2 separate regions of the Homo sapiens genome follow, and region 2 is linked to region 1. A link is a loop called in an ENCODE intact Hi-C map of the cell type or tissue named here. Cell type or tissue: heart right ventricle. All regions are shown on one strand. Links, peaks and the distances in the headings refer to the core of each region. The heading gives the core; the rest is flanking DNA.

Region 1 (7,741 bases), core at 1,308-6,307:
GGAAATATTGTGCGAATCTATGTGGACTCCAATAATAGGGCTTCAGGTGGACAAAAGAGGTATATTTTGGGCATGCAGATCTTTTCAGTTGACTCAAATTCTGCAGAAGGACTGACTTTGAGCATCATGAATTAAACTAAACTCTAACACTGAGCAAAGAAAATTAGAATATTTTCATGTCTTGGCTGTTAGAGTACTTGATAAATATAAGGAATTATTAGGCCTTTTGAAATAGCTTTGAAATAGCACAGATTTGTGCTGTATCCAAGGATTCCTGACAATGTAACAGAACAACATTGCGGTATCATGAAAAAGGTGTTGTGTCACTGAATAAAGTCAAAGGCATTTCTTTAAAAATCATTCCCTTGGGAGTGTGGTTGAGACCATCACTTCATTTCACTTTCAGCTCCTGTGACAAAGACTGTCACCTCCGCTCCTCAAGTCCCAAGAGGAAAGTCATTCTTGGTCTCTAAGGACAGGGGGTTTTAGATAAATGCATCTTATTTATGAGCTTCTTCTCTCTTCACTGTTATTCTCTGTTTAGTCTGAAAACAATACTAATGACTAAGGTAAATCCTGAGTGGTGGTAGAAAGTAACAAAACATAATCGTGCTTTTTAAAAGTTGTGCTATTGAGCACATTAGCTTTTCCTGACTTGCGGCACATAATAGAATTGTTCAGAGGCAAATCTGAGACTTTGTGTTTTGATCTTTTACACTTCCCTTCTATTCCCTAGTTCTTAGAAATGCTAACAAATTATATGTTATCGATTATGTTAAAGTGTGTACTGGCAAGTGCAAGTAATACTACACTTGTATTGATCAGCAGCAATGGCTCATAATCTATGTAGGGTATAGCTGGCCCAGTGCAGGCATTGTAACCATGTCATATTATGCATGCAAAACCATGTTCCTATGGTTTTGATGATATGCGAAGTAGCAGACTCTTTTCTTAGTTCTCATAAGTTGAATTTCCCCCTGAAGACTCATTATGAAAAAGCATGTTAAAAAGTGGGGTGTCATTACAAGATTGTTCTCACTTGGCAACAAGCAACAAAAGGAAAAAAAAAAAACGTTTCTGACAATTTCTGAAATGTGATCATTAGAAATCACCCTCTGAAATTAATGAGATTCTAGAAAAAGCCAAGCGCTTAAGAGATCATATCATGTATACAACTTGATGAGGGGTTTAAATGGGGACTGATTATTTGCTAAGTGTAGGCAATGGTTTCCATGATCAACTGCTTTCTCACTACTGCTGCATGATGAAAATGGAGCAGATCCACAATTATAAACATTGAACGGATTACAGAACATTCTGACCTGGAGGAAATTATATGTAATTAAATGAAAAGCTAACGCTTTCGTTTTACTTATCCAAGGACAGTCTTCTCTCCCTCTCTGCGTCCCTCCTTCCCTCCCTCCCTCTTCCACCCCTTTCTCTCTCTGTCTTTGAGATGAGGAAATAATTTAAAAAACAGCTACAAAGGAGTAAATTCTCCCACCCGAACACTTCAGTCTCCCATTTAGTGTTTCTTGTTTTTCCCCATCTGTTGACTCTCGGTATCTCCCCCGCTGCTGTGGTCTCCACCTGGCCCGGTGTGAGTTTTCTCCGTCGCGTCGGTCTCCATGGAGACAGACTGCTCCAAGGGAGGGGCCCTGCACAGTTTCTAGCCAGGAGCCTCCCCGGACCTTTCGTGGGTGGGTGCAGCCTGTTTTTGATCACAGTACAGAAAGGAGGAGGAGTTACCTCATCTACAGAGGAACAAAAATGTGTTTGGGACCTAAATTCCTCCCTCCCTGTGGTCCTGCAGACGCAGTTGGATAAAACCCTGAGAGGAACGATGGGACGCTATGTGTTTCCTTTGCTTCGGTGTCAGGAGCGCTCAGACAATTGCCAGAAGGACCCCAGGGGGAAGCGGAGGCAGGGACAGAACAGAAGGATAAGAAAATTAAGCATCCCTCTTACCAACTCACATCAGCAGTCAAACTGTGCATGGGAAAGGTTGTTAACTAGAAACCTCGAGAAATATATGGTAACTGGGCACATATTCCACCATAAATTACACAATTATTTTGAATAGAAAAGTATTAAAATCCATAAAAATTTTGTCTGCTAATGACTAGAGAAACTGGGCCATTAAAAAAAAACTGTCCAAAAAATTGCTTATTTTACAGAGAAAGCTTACAGGTTTATAGGAAAACATAAATTCATTGAGAGCCTGTTGTACTCACACTGTGGACATTCTAGCATTTTAATTTGTTTCTACCAATGGTAATATTTTCACACAGGCATGATTGGAAACTTTTATCATTTGATTTTTAGAGCTGAATAAAAACCTCATCTTGCCTATGTGATAGAAGTTTTAATGTTTAGTGAAAAAAATAAGTGAATGTGATAGACGTTGAGCAAATGCCAATTCTTATAATTCCTGGGTATCAAAAATCACTCTGGTTTGGAGACACCAGAATTGAGGGCCAAATTCCTTAGTGTTCTAAACAGAGTTCTGTGGAAAGACATTATTAGCTCCTTGGTGTGCGCTGATATCTCCGGGCACCTAGCTAAATCCAGCATTCAGTTTTTGGTCACTGTCTTGCTGGAATTCACTCCCAATTTGCGGTCATGGTTCTCTGAATTACTGCTTTTAAATTGAGCATTTTTTTGAAGTTCACATCTCTACCTTTTGGATATGCAGAAAGAAGTATCTATAAAACAATAATGACTAGCAAGTATAATGTGTGTTATAGTTTGCAGTGCCTCTCTGAACATACGTGATTTCATCTGCGTCTTACAGGAAAGCTGAGAGATGGGAACTGCTATGATAATTGCGGCCCATAGAGACGAAGTTATATGCCCGAGGTCACAAAACTAGTAAGACCAGTTCTTTTCACTTCAGAACCTATGCTTCCCTACATGCTCGTTAACAGTATCTTAATGCTAACCGTAGGTGTTCTTTCCTTAAAGAGTCATGAAGACATTAGATTGCAAATCACTAGAGGACAGAAACAAGATTCTATAGTTCTCTCGGAATGGTGCCTCAGTACCTTGGTCACCTGTGTGTTTCTCCTCTTTAGGATACAAAGAATTCCAGCTGTACTCATGTACCACAAGACATGATGATTCCTATGAACTTTCTAGGAATGAAAATGATAAATCTCTTCAATTTCAGCACTGCTTCTTTGATATCTATGCAGTGCCTGCCAAAAGCAAGTAACCAGAAATAAGTGGGCCTTGGAATCTTAAGACTCTAACCAAGCTGCTTTTCTTTTTGGTTTGGTAGGAGGAGAGCATGTGTTACGGAGACAGCCCTGTTTGGGCAGGCTGCATAGCTCTGTGGCTAGAATGCCACCCCAGACTTTTCCATGTGACTCTATAAGTGATCTTAGGCTAGTCATTCCTAGCCCAGTGCTTAATAGTATCAATGGACAACCAGAAAGCTTGTCCAAACAGCTAATGACTAATAGGTCTCATTAATCATTTAGTTTTCTGACTGTTAATTTTTAGCAAATAATAGTTCAATGGCTACTGCACCAAGCATTGTGCTCAGTGTATGTAAAGAAGAAAACAATGTTCCTGGCATTAAAGAGGTCATTGTCCAATAAATTTGCCACTCATATGAACTTATAAATCCTGCCACTGATGGCTAGATTTGAGACTTTGCAAAAGAGAAGCTGAAACACTGGGAAGGCATTTAACCCTGGTTGTCTAAAATCATGTGAGCTGGTGACAAAGCTAGACAAGGGGTCTAGTGTGTCCCTCAGGCCTGTCTTCCACTACTGGACTGCCTTGTAAAATATGGTTGCATCATTTCAGGATGAAGAGTAGCGCTGATTATTGGCTAATTTTGGCTCACTGAGGCTTCGTTATCGAGTGTACTTCCTGAGAGCCCTGTATTTCCTGGTTTAATTGTGGCTGATGACGTACTTGTAACCAAGGCACTTGGCTCAGCCCAAGCACTTCTATCTGGCTACCAGGGTGCCTGCCAAGTAAACAAGCATTTTTCTGTGCTATGTCTAAAAAAAAAAAAGACGATGCAAAGATTAGGGGATCATGGAGGATGGGAGGCAGGACTAGATTGCAGCTCTGGATAGAGCAGCATGCGAAGGCTTGCATTGTGAATTTTAGCTCCAGATCAACTGCAAGAACAAACCAGGAATCCTGAGAGGACCCACAGAACCTCTGAAGGAAGCAGACTGCTCCTGTAGGGCCTGGGAGACACCCCAAATACTGTGAGTGCCCCAACTGTGGAAGTGGGAAAGGGAGACCCGCTTCTCCTGGACACACACCCCCACTGGAGAAGATGAAGATCTGTTTGTGGGAGAGGTTTCTGACTTTACCTTGAGCTCAGTCAAGGTAGCGAGCCAAGCCAAATGAAATACAGCAGTAGAGGAAGCAGCAGAAAGGCCCTGGGAGCTCACTGGGTCCCCAGGCAGCCCATTCCTGCCCGGCACCACAGGGATCTATCAGGATGGTGGCCAGAGGAGCTTGGGGCAAAACTCCAAAGGGATAAGGAATTCTGTAGCTGAATTTGTAACAATTTGAACAGGGCAAGAATCTTCCTGGCCAGAACTCAGGGGAGGGCATGAATCCTGCTTGCAGACTTCACAGGCGGGGGGATAAACCAAAGCCCTTTTCTTTCACAGCTGGGGTCCAGACAGCCTCAGGCAAGTTTTCAAGACCCTCTTGACCTCTGTCTGGAAACAGACTAGGGGTGTTGAGGGGGCACAGTGGGAGTGAGACCAGACCTTTAGCTTGCATGGGAGCTGGGTGAGGCCTGTGACTGCTGGCTTTCCCCCACTTCCCTGACAACCTGCATGACTCAGCAGAGGCAGCCATAATCCTCTGAAGTACACAACTCTAGTGACCTGGGAATCTCTCCTTCATCCCCCACAGCGGCTGCAGCAAGTCTCATCCAAGGAGAGTGAGCTCAGACATGCCTAACGCCTCCCCCACGTGATGGTCCTTCCCTACCCACCCTGGTAGTGGAAGACAAAGGGCGTATAATCTTGGGAGTTCTAGGGCCCTGCCCACCGCAGGTCCCACTCCACATTACTATAGTTGATGCTTTATGGAAAGCACCACCTCCTGGCAGGAGGCCAACCAGCACAAAAATAGAGCATTAAACCACCAAAGCTAAGGACCCTCATGGAGTCCACTGCACACCCTGCCACCTCCACCGGAACGGGTGCTGGTATTCAAAGCTAAGAGACCCATAGATGGTTCATATCATAGGACTCTGTGCAGACAACCTCCAGCACCAGTCTAGAGCTGGGTAGACTCACTGAGTAGCTAGACCCAGAAGAGAGACAACAATTACTGCAGTTCGGATCACAGGAAGCCACATCCACAGGAAAAGAGGGAGAGTACTACATCAAGGGAACACTCTGTGGGACAAAAAAATCTGAGTAACAGCCTTCAGCCCTAGACTTTCACTCTGACAGAGCCTACCCAAATGAGAAGGAACCAGAAAACCAACAAAACAAGACTCATCAACACCCCCCCCCCCCAAATCACACCAGTTTACTAGCAATGGATCCAAACCTAGAAGAAATCTCTGATTTACCCAAAAAAGAATTCAGGAAGTTAGTTATTAAGCTAATCAGGGAGGGACCAGCGAAGGGCAAAGCCCAATTCAATAATAATAAAAAAAAAATACAGGAAGTGAAGGAAGAAATAGTCAAGGAAATAGATAGCTTAAAGATAAAACAATTAAAAAATCAGGAAATTTTCAACACACTTTTAGAAATGCAAAATGCTCTGGAAAGTCTCAGCAATAGAATTGAACAAGTAGAAGAAAGAAAAACAGACCTCAAAGACAAGTTCTTCGAATTAACCAATCCAACAAAGATAAAGAAAAAAGAATAAGAAAATATGAACAAAGCCTCCAAGAAGTCTGGGATTATGTTAAACAACCAAACCTAAGAATAATCAGTGTTCCTGAGAAAGTAGACAATTCTAAAAGCTTGGAAAACATATTTGGGGGAATAATCGAGGAAAACTTCCCTGACCTTGCTAGAGACCTACACATCCAAATACAAGAAGCACAAAGAACACCTGGGAAATTTATTGCAAAAAGATCTTTGCCTAGGCACATTATCCAAAGTTAAGATGAAGGAAAGTATCTTAAGAGCTGTGAGACAGAAGTGCCAGGTAATCTATAAAGGAAAATGTATCAGATTAACAGCAGATTTCTCAGCAGAAACCCTACAAGCTAGAAGGGATTGGGGCCCTATCTTCAGCCTTCTCAAACAAAACAATTATCAGCCAGGAATTTTGTATGCAGTGAAACTAAGCATCATCATATGCAAAGAAAAGCTACAATCAGTTTCAGACAAGCAAATGCTGAGAGAATTCGCCATTACCAAGCCACCACTACAAGAACTGCTAAAAGGAGCTCTAAATCTTGAAACAAATCCTGGAAACACATCAAAACAGAATCTCTTTAAAGCATAAACCACACAGGACCTATAAAACAAAAATACAAGTTAAAAAGCAAAAACAACAACAAAAAAGAATACACAGGCAACAAAGAGCATAATGAATGCAATGGTACCTAACATTTCAATACTAACATTGAATGTAAATGGCCTAAATGCTCCACTGAAAAGGTACAGAACCGCAGAATGGGTAAGAACTCACCAATCAACTGTCTGCTGCCTTCAGGAGACTCACCTAACACATAAGGACTCACATAAACTTAAAGTAAACAGGTGGAAAAAGGCATTTCATGCAAATGGACACCAAAAACAAGCAGGGGTAGCTATTCTTATATCAGACAAAACAAACCTTAAAGCAACAGCAGTTAAAAGAGACAAAGAGGAACATTATATAAAGGTAAAAGGCCTTGTCCAACAAGAAAATATTACAATCCTAAACATATGTGTACCTAACATTGGAGGTCCCAAATTTATGAAATGATTACTAATAGACTTAAGAAATGAGATAGACAGCAACACAATAATAGTGGGGGACTTCAATACTCCACTGACAGCACTGGACAGGTCATCAAGAGAGAAAGTCAACAAAGAAACAATGGATTTAAACTATGCCTTGGAACAAATGGACGTAACAGATATATACAGAACATTTCATCCAACAACCACAGAATAAACATTCTATTCAACAGTAATGGAACTTTCTCCAAGATAGACCTTATGATAGGCCATAAAACAAGCCTCAATAAATTTAAGAAAATTGAAATTATATCAAGCACTCTCTCAGACCACAATGGAATAAAACTGGAAATAAACTACCAAAGGAATCTTCAAAACCATGCAAATACATGGAAATTAAATAATATCAGACAATGCCCCGAATGAGCATTGGGTCAAAAACGAAATCAAGATGGAAATTAAAAATTATTCCAACTGAATGATGATAATGACACAACCTATCAAAACCTCTGGGATACAGCTAAGGTGATGCTATGAGGAAAGTTCATAGCCCTGAACGCCTGCATCAAAGAGTCTGAAAGAGCACAAACACACAATCTAAGATCATACCTCAAGGAACTAGAGAAACAAGAACAAACCGAACCCAGCAGAAGAAAGGAAATAACCAAGATCAGATCAGAACTAAATGAAATTGAAACAAAAAACACTACAAAAGATAAATGAAAGAAAAAGCTCTTTCTTTGAAAACATAAACAAAATTGATAGACCATTAGCAAGATTAACCATGAAAAGAAGAGAGGAAATACAAATAACCTCAAAGGAGATAAAACCTCAAAAAGGAGACATAA
Region 2 (7,741 bases), core at 1,790-6,789, 580 kb after region 1:
AAACATTCCAAACATGACAGCCTTCTTTACAGACTGTGGTACTTCACCCATCTAGGGGTGGACACGCTTGGCAACAGCTCTTTCTAGAGGTCTGCTATAGTCTGAATGTTTGTGTCCCATATAAAATTTATACATTAAAATTTAATAGCCATGTGATAGTATTAGGAAGGGGTGCCTTTAGGAGGTGATTAAGTCCTGAGGGTAGAGCTCTCATGAATGGGATTAGTGACCTTAGGAATAAAACTAGAGGAGACACTCTGGGTCTCTTTTTGTCTTTCTATCCCTTCCTCCTTGTGAGGACATTGTATTTTTCCCCAATGCACCGTCTTGGAATTAGAGACCAAGCCCTCAACAGATACCAAAACCACCAGCACGATAATCTTGAACTTCCAGCCTCCAGTACTGTGAGACATACATTTCCATACTTTATAAATTAGCCAGTCTCAGGCATTTTGTTGTAGCAGCACAACTGGGCTAAGACAGAAATTAGTACAGAAAGCATGGTGTTGCTATAACAAATACCTAAAAATGTAGAACTGACTTTGAAACTGGGTAATCAGTAGAGGCTGGACAATAAAGATATGTGGTATTTCGTTATAGCAGCACAAATCGACTAAGACACTCCTGCTTTCAGATTTCCCTTCTTTTTCTTGTAACACCTCCAACACTATTTAACATTGACTTCAGGGTCAGTATAAAAGTCACTTTCTACAAAAACATTTCCAGGTCCTTGCTTCCCACCCCCAGAACCCCACATGTATATTTCTTCCTATGTACCTGTAGTATATATTTTTTTCCTAACAAAGCACCTATTACACTTATTTTAATTCATATTTAACTGACTCTTTCTCATTGTTGGACCGTTGTGTCATAAGAGCAGAGACCAAATCAATCCTGCACATCTGTGTCACTCTAACACCAAACATGAGGAAATTTAGACCGTTTTTGTCAAATGGATTTAAAAAATGATCGAATGAATAAATTCCTCAATGAATAAAGAATTTGCCTCCACCTCTAAGAACAGCATGCAATACACAATGTCCTAGTACCCTTGCATGCCATGCCATGCTGTGTTATTGATTACTGCAGCCTCTTTTGGAGTCCAGAGCCCCTGTTACAAGGCATACAGTACACGGTAGCAGAAGCCAGATCTTGCCTTCATCCCTGTTGCAGGGAATACCTCAGGAAATACTCCAGGCTTCAGAATGGGCCATTCACACAGATACAATCCAACCCAAATACATTTTACCTTAGAGAAATTTCTCCAAGTGTTTTCAAATCATTGATCAGTTTGCTTAGTGACTAATGCTGTGTGACTTTAGGGCTTTCTGTATGTTTTCATGGATATATCAAAGCAAAGTTAAAGATAGGACAGAAAATAAGGTGCTTTCTTTGGCCTTACCTGGTCTGCTTTCAAATATTCTTTTCCTTACAGAAGGAATAACATGTAATGTAAGAAATTCTCCATCTTTCTCTTGTGAGAGCAATGTCTCTAACAACTTTATTTCTGTTTCTGTCTTGTATTTCTTCTCTTTATAATTAGTTTTTGAATAGATTAATAGAAGGCTAAAACATTCAATGTGTCCCTCGCCTTTACCTGAACAAGTCTTTCTGTCTGTTTCTCTCTCTCTCTGTTTGCCTCAGTCTGTGTACTCTGTCTTTGTGCTGAAGTAATGGTGAGAATTATATGGGTCTCCCTGGCTTTTTGCCTAGAAGAGAACAATTTACAGATTGAATTTACTTGAAAAAAATCTAATGTCCACAGAAGTTATTGACCATGCTACCGTGCTTCCTACAGTATGATCAAAAAGCTCCAGTGGCTGCAGAGGCCTTGGGCTTTGCTGCTTAACCATTTCATGCCCAGCACATGTAGATTATATATACTCCTTAATGCTGACTGACCCTAAACTTCATTCTCAAGAGCGTTAGGGAAGGTTTTAAGGTTGTAAGCTAAATGCAACTTATTCAAAATTTTTGCTTACTTGAAGCCCTTAATTTGCTTAAAATATATTTAGTCTATATACTATGTGTCAGACACTAAATCCTAGAATTACAAAGACCAATAAGAAAGAAATTACAGGCTAATGCAGGAGATGGAAAAGAAAAGAACCAATTAAAATGCAGGATAAATGTTATAACCAAGATAATTATAAGGCTTGGGGCACTTAGACTGGGCATTTCCCTAAAGAGTATTGATGAGTTTTTTGTTTTTTGTTTTATTTTTTAATTATCTTAACCATTTTTAAATGTACAGTTGAATGGTTTTAAGTATATTCATATCAAAGAGTATTATTCTGAGAAAAGAATAACAGGAACTGATATCTTTTTTTTATATTCTTAGAACACCAAGTTTGGTGACGTGGGCATATTTGCTTTGAGTGATGTTTGCCTGACTCTTTGGCATTTATTATTCTTGCCATTTTGTGCTATGAAAAATAACTTTTAAGTCCAGTAAAAGAGATTTGTTTACTAATCTCCAAACAAATTTCACATTTCCAATCCCATGTCTCTGATCATGCATTTTCTCTTATCTAAAATGCCTTTCCCTTCTTTTCCACATACCCACAGCTTTGGTCAACCTTCCCCTCAAGGCATAAAACAAGCCGCCACTGAAATCTGCTTTCTTAGATGCTCAGACCGCCTACTTCCAGAAGTGCTTCTCATATCTGACACCCATAGCACTTGTTTGAAACTTAGTATATGCTACCTTGGAATGTTATACAATAATAGACCCATATAATTCTCACCATTACCTCAGCACAAAGACAGAGTACACAGACTAAGGCCAGCAGAGAGAGAGAGAAACAGACAGAAAGACTTGCCCAGGTAAAGGCGAGGGACACATTAATATGTTTTACATATATATATATATAAATGTTTAATGTATATATCTTATCTAACCACCTAAGTTACAAATCTCTCAAGGGATGGGATTGTGCTTTGCTAATAAAGCACATATGCTAAGAACCTGAAGCATACATTTAAAATTCATTGAGCAGTTAGTATGTACAGATATTATTTTCCTAATTTTATGACAGGAATACTGAGAATGAAGAGACTAAGTGGTCTGCTAGAGGCAGAGCCGAGACCAGTGCAATTTCCAAGGAGGTGCCACACGGCATAGTGGAGTGAATATGGGCTTCCACAGAGATAGAACTTTCTATTCCAGCTCTGGTATCTGAATGGTTTGGGCAAGTTATTTAACATCTCAGAGCTTCAGTTATTTCATCCATGTAATCTGATGATAATGCCTACTTTGTAGAGTTGTTGGTGTAGAGTTGTTGCAAAAACTCAATGAAATGAACAGCACTCAGTGCCTAATAGGGCCTCAACAAATGATGGCTATTACTACTACTCTTACTGCTACTCCTACTGCTACTACTACATGTGGCTATACTGATCTTACAGGCTTCTATGCTTATTACATGTCTCTAGTGCCCCACATAAGTGCCTAGCACATGGTAGGTTCTCAGTAATGGATGTTGCTTTTGCTATCTACACACTTATCTATAAGCCAGGCTGATATTCAGGCAGTGCATTTCAGCTATTTCAGCACAGTTACCAATTCTTTATGGCTGATGTCTATTCTGTCCGTTTTGATTGGTCAGTTCCTTCCATATGCGTTATAAAATATTTTGCACAACACCTCTACCAATAATATTGTGGCGGCATTGTTTAAGTGTTTTACCCGGTGTGGGTAACTACCCATGACTAGTGGTTCTACCTTTCTTCGTCGGTCAACACAGGCCAGAGAAAAGCCTCTCACACAAATAATTAGTAGGCTAACATGGTTTCGAAGGCTGTTCACAGTCTGTATAACATTACTCATTTAGAGCCAACCTTGGGTAAGCGTTCTCTGCAAATACTATACCAGGAAGCTGGATATCAGGAAGACAGCTTGAAGTTGGGTTTAATCAACCACCAGCTATGGAATTGATTTCCTTGTCACTGTGGTTCAGGAATTCCTATTTGGCCACATTTCTGACATGTCAGACATTTTCTACATGTCATTTAATTTAATTTATGACCCTTTCTCAATAATTGTGATTCCCGGCTCACAGACGCTTTAAGAAGAGGCACAGCGTAGCAAGTTGGCTACTCAGTCATCTCAGATAGAGCTGCTCTTCAGGTCTCAGGGAATTTTGCATTGTACCTTTGACCTTAACACAACTAGGTAAGTTTTCTGAAGAAGTGGGCATAAGCAAAACTCCACTAAACATCTGGAGGCTATGAAAAGGTAAAACCGCTGAGCCAGATAAGACTGTTACCTGCATTATCATTATTCTTTTGAGTAAGGCTGTGTGCACCAATGGAGCAAGTGTAAATGCACACAGTGGCTTTTTTAAGTACCTCCGCCTCAGGTGCCAGGGAACTGTTCTGGCAATAGCAGCCCCTTTCACCCTCTTTGCAGCATTCCTCTGACAAAGAACGTATTGTCAAAATCCAAGCTGAAAGAATGTGCTGCTTGGGAGAGCAGTAACAGTGATTAAGGGGCATAAAATGCAAGCGTGCACTTGTAATGAAATTGCCCTGACTTACCGCCAGGTTAGTGTCTGTGATTGCCATAGTATGCCTCTGTGATCAGTCTCAGCATAATGAAAAATAGCAACAAATCTTAGCTTTTCACGTGGCTTATATTAGGAGTAGATAGAAGTGTTTTCAGGGCTAAGGTGGTAATGGAGAGGAATCCATGATGTAGAGAATAGCAACTGATGCTTATTCATGGATAAAGGAGGGCTTCTCTGGTTGAAAGATATGTCAGTTGGAAGACTCACTACACACAGGTCTTAGTGATTTAATGTCTCTGCTCAAATGTAAAAGTTGCCCTGTGTTTCTGACTATCCCATATTTCTGAGAGATTATATCATTTTCTTTGAGAAGTAATATAGCTCTACTGCAGGTGGGAGTCAAGAAAGGTATAACTTTTATGGAATAGAATTAGACTACACACACACACACACACACACACACACACACACACACACACACACACACCATGAAGTAGGAAGGTCACTTCTTGTTATTTATCCTAAGGAAATATTCATGGATGCAAGCAAAGGTTTATTGTAAGGCTGTTCATTGCTAACCATAGACCACCCAGATGTCTAACAATAGGAAATTGGTTAAAAAAATATTGGCACTTCCATATAATGGAATATCATGCAGCAACAGAAATAGAAATACTTGTAAAAAAATCTTTGGTAAAAAGAAAAATGTTTCTAATATTTTAAAACATATTTATATTTATATAGTAGATGATAAAGCTGGAAGAATATACATAAAATGTGAACAATGATCATTTTGGGCAGTAGATTTTGGTTGCTCATTTAGTTTTTTTTTTTGGTTTTGCTTAATGATAAAAGAAAGTGCATTATTGCTAAATAAGGAAACATTTTTTGTTCCTTTATAGGAAAAAAAGGAAATATAATAGCTATAAAAATAGGAGTGTGAATCAGTTGTGAACATATATAATTATACTCAGAGCTATATACTTGTCTCTATATATAACTATGATTTTATGTTAATATGTGGCATAGGTTTAAATTTAAATTTTATCTGAGGTTTTTTTTTAGGCTGTGCACAGAAAAAAATTATCAGAGCCACATAAGAATGTCATTCATTTAGGTTTCTTTTTTTTTAAATCATCTGTGCTCCTACCATAATGGATAACTTACCACTTCCCAAACACATCCTATATATTCCCATCTTGCATGCTATTTTTCCTCCTTGGAATGCCTTTTCTCATATATCTTTGTAAAGCCCAAGTCAAACCTTACTTTGTGAGGGTTGCTCTAATTCTCCTAACTCAGAAATAGATTTTAATTCTCATCTCTCTAGACTTTTGATATTTTGCATCTTAAGTGTTATGTGTGTACCTTCTCATCTTTAATAGAGTATAAACTTATGGAAGGCAGAGGTTTTATGAATCTTTGTATCATCTAAAAATGGGAGACACTGACAGAGTAGGTACTTAAATAGTTACTGAATATATAAATGAATTCACCTAATTTTCAGAATATACAGATAGGCATGCCTGACTTTGCTTGAAAGTCTGACCAATTTTAGGACTGATCTGAATGTGAAACCAAAATGAGATACAGACTTCTGACTATTTTGTGATTTAAAAAACTATTTCCAAGTTTAATTAGTACTCACTTTTTGAAACCTTTCCTGATGTAGTATATAACTCAGTGAGTATTTATGTAAAACAAGTACTGCAAGGGAGGTACTCTGAAGGACTATAACAACCACATTTTATATTCCTTTCCAGGAGAATCTTATTTGTAGGGATTCACAACAGCAAAGGCCAGGAAAATGGTAGCTGAAAAGGGCAGTCTTTTGACACTTGCTGCTGAACAGTCTCTCCCTTTCCCCACTCCTACAAGGTCCATGCTGAGAACTTCTGAAATGACGTCTTGGGTTGGAAGCACTTTGCAAACCATAAAGGGCAAGGCAAATGTTAGTTATAATTACTACTATTCCGAGAATGCTGCTACAAAATGCTTGTGGCATGAAATCTTCCAGTTTGAGAAGGTGAGTTTGGTATGCCTGAGTTGGTGCTGCACTAGTTGTTTTCCTTTTGTATTCAAGAACGGACTTCAGGGACCTGCCCTCTGTGGCAAATGACTTGTTTTGTAAATGTCAATGATTCAAAAATGTTTCTAAGAGAGATTCTCACCACATACAAATCAGAGGCTCGGCCAAAATACAGTGATACTTGAGGCCAACACTCAAGTGACTTTTACGTTACAACTTTCACTCTGACCTAACATTTCAAAGAGGGCTTACAAATGACGAACTGACACCCTTTCCAGAGTTCTCATTTGCTTCTCAGAATAAAGCAAACTCTGATTAGAGCTTGCGATTGGCAAACATTTTAGTAACTATGTTTGCATTTGTTCAAACTATTGTTCCATAGAGCTGATTCACATGTGGTTTTGTTTGCAGACAGTTCTTAAGTCGTTGGTTCTAAATTTAGCTTTAATCCCTTTGGGAATGAGTTCTGTTTACAGTTCACAATGTGACTTCCTAGTTTGAAGGAGGAGGGAAAAGTAAGCAAATCCTCTAAGATTTATAGAAAAGCACTTTCTATCTCATAAGCTTTCTTAAAAGTTCTGGGAGCCTGATTAAGCTGCCTGCTTCTCAGCATGATGCCATGTAGGGGAAGCCAGAGGTGATAGAATTTGAAAACCCCTCTACAGTATAAACCAAAAGAAAGAGAGGGCAAAGAAGGAGATTTATGGCTTCTATAGCTGTCAGAGGCTGTGGAAATAAAGGAGTAGGTCAGTGTATTTTAACAACAAAGAAAATCCGAAGCAAATTCAGTCCTTTAGACTTATTCAGCTCGTCTAGTTTTGAGAAATGATAAATGCAGACTATTACAGCCATAGGATGGTTGTTATCCTGTCCTTTTCTGCTCTCACTCCCTGATCAATGCATACTCACAAATATTATTGTGGGCTTTTGCTTTGGAGTATTACCAGAAAACACAAAATGCCTTATGTTTTAGAAACTGATGTTGTCCAAGCATTGGGGCCATCTCCCACGATGAGAAGATCCAATGATCAATGGAATCAGAGACTGACTAAATTCATCCAGATGGATGGTTTAGGGTTCATGTTTAGGAGACAGCCTAGAAAACAGCTATGGCTGTTCCTGGCTGTGCTGCTTTCAAAACTCACATGGTTGATTTGCTGCTATAGCCTTAATAGCTTCAATGTAAAGCACTAATTATTAAATT

The links. A loop is a pair of places that touch in the nucleus more often than their neighbours do. Peaks named below come from ENCODE experiments on the same cell type or tissue, not always from the same donor. Only the 100,000 strongest peaks of a DNase experiment are listed, where the experiment ranks them.
Region 2: a loop joins it to region 1, with 3 times the contacts of the local background. A loop is called at or near these places in 2 of 110 quality-filtered maps.

The regions. Positions count from the first base shown.
Region 1 is chr13:34,744,402-34,752,142 of GRCh38, reverse strand. No RefSeq gene overlaps it. Among named protein-coding and RNA genes, the nearest start is that of LINC00457, 110 kb to the right of the region's middle. In heart right ventricle, for the core only: no CTCF peak of the experiment used is centred there; DNase peaks (open chromatin) are centred at 1,732, 3,882 and 4,242; H3K4me3 peaks cover 776 bases; H3K27ac peaks cover 2,138 bases.
Region 2 is chr13:34,161,485-34,169,225 of GRCh38, reverse strand. No RefSeq gene overlaps it. Among named protein-coding and RNA genes, the nearest start is that of LINC02343, 180 kb to the left of the region's middle. In heart right ventricle, for the core only: no CTCF peak of the experiment used is centred there; no DNase peak of the experiment used is centred there; H3K4me3 peaks cover 511 bases; H3K27ac peaks cover 1,078 bases.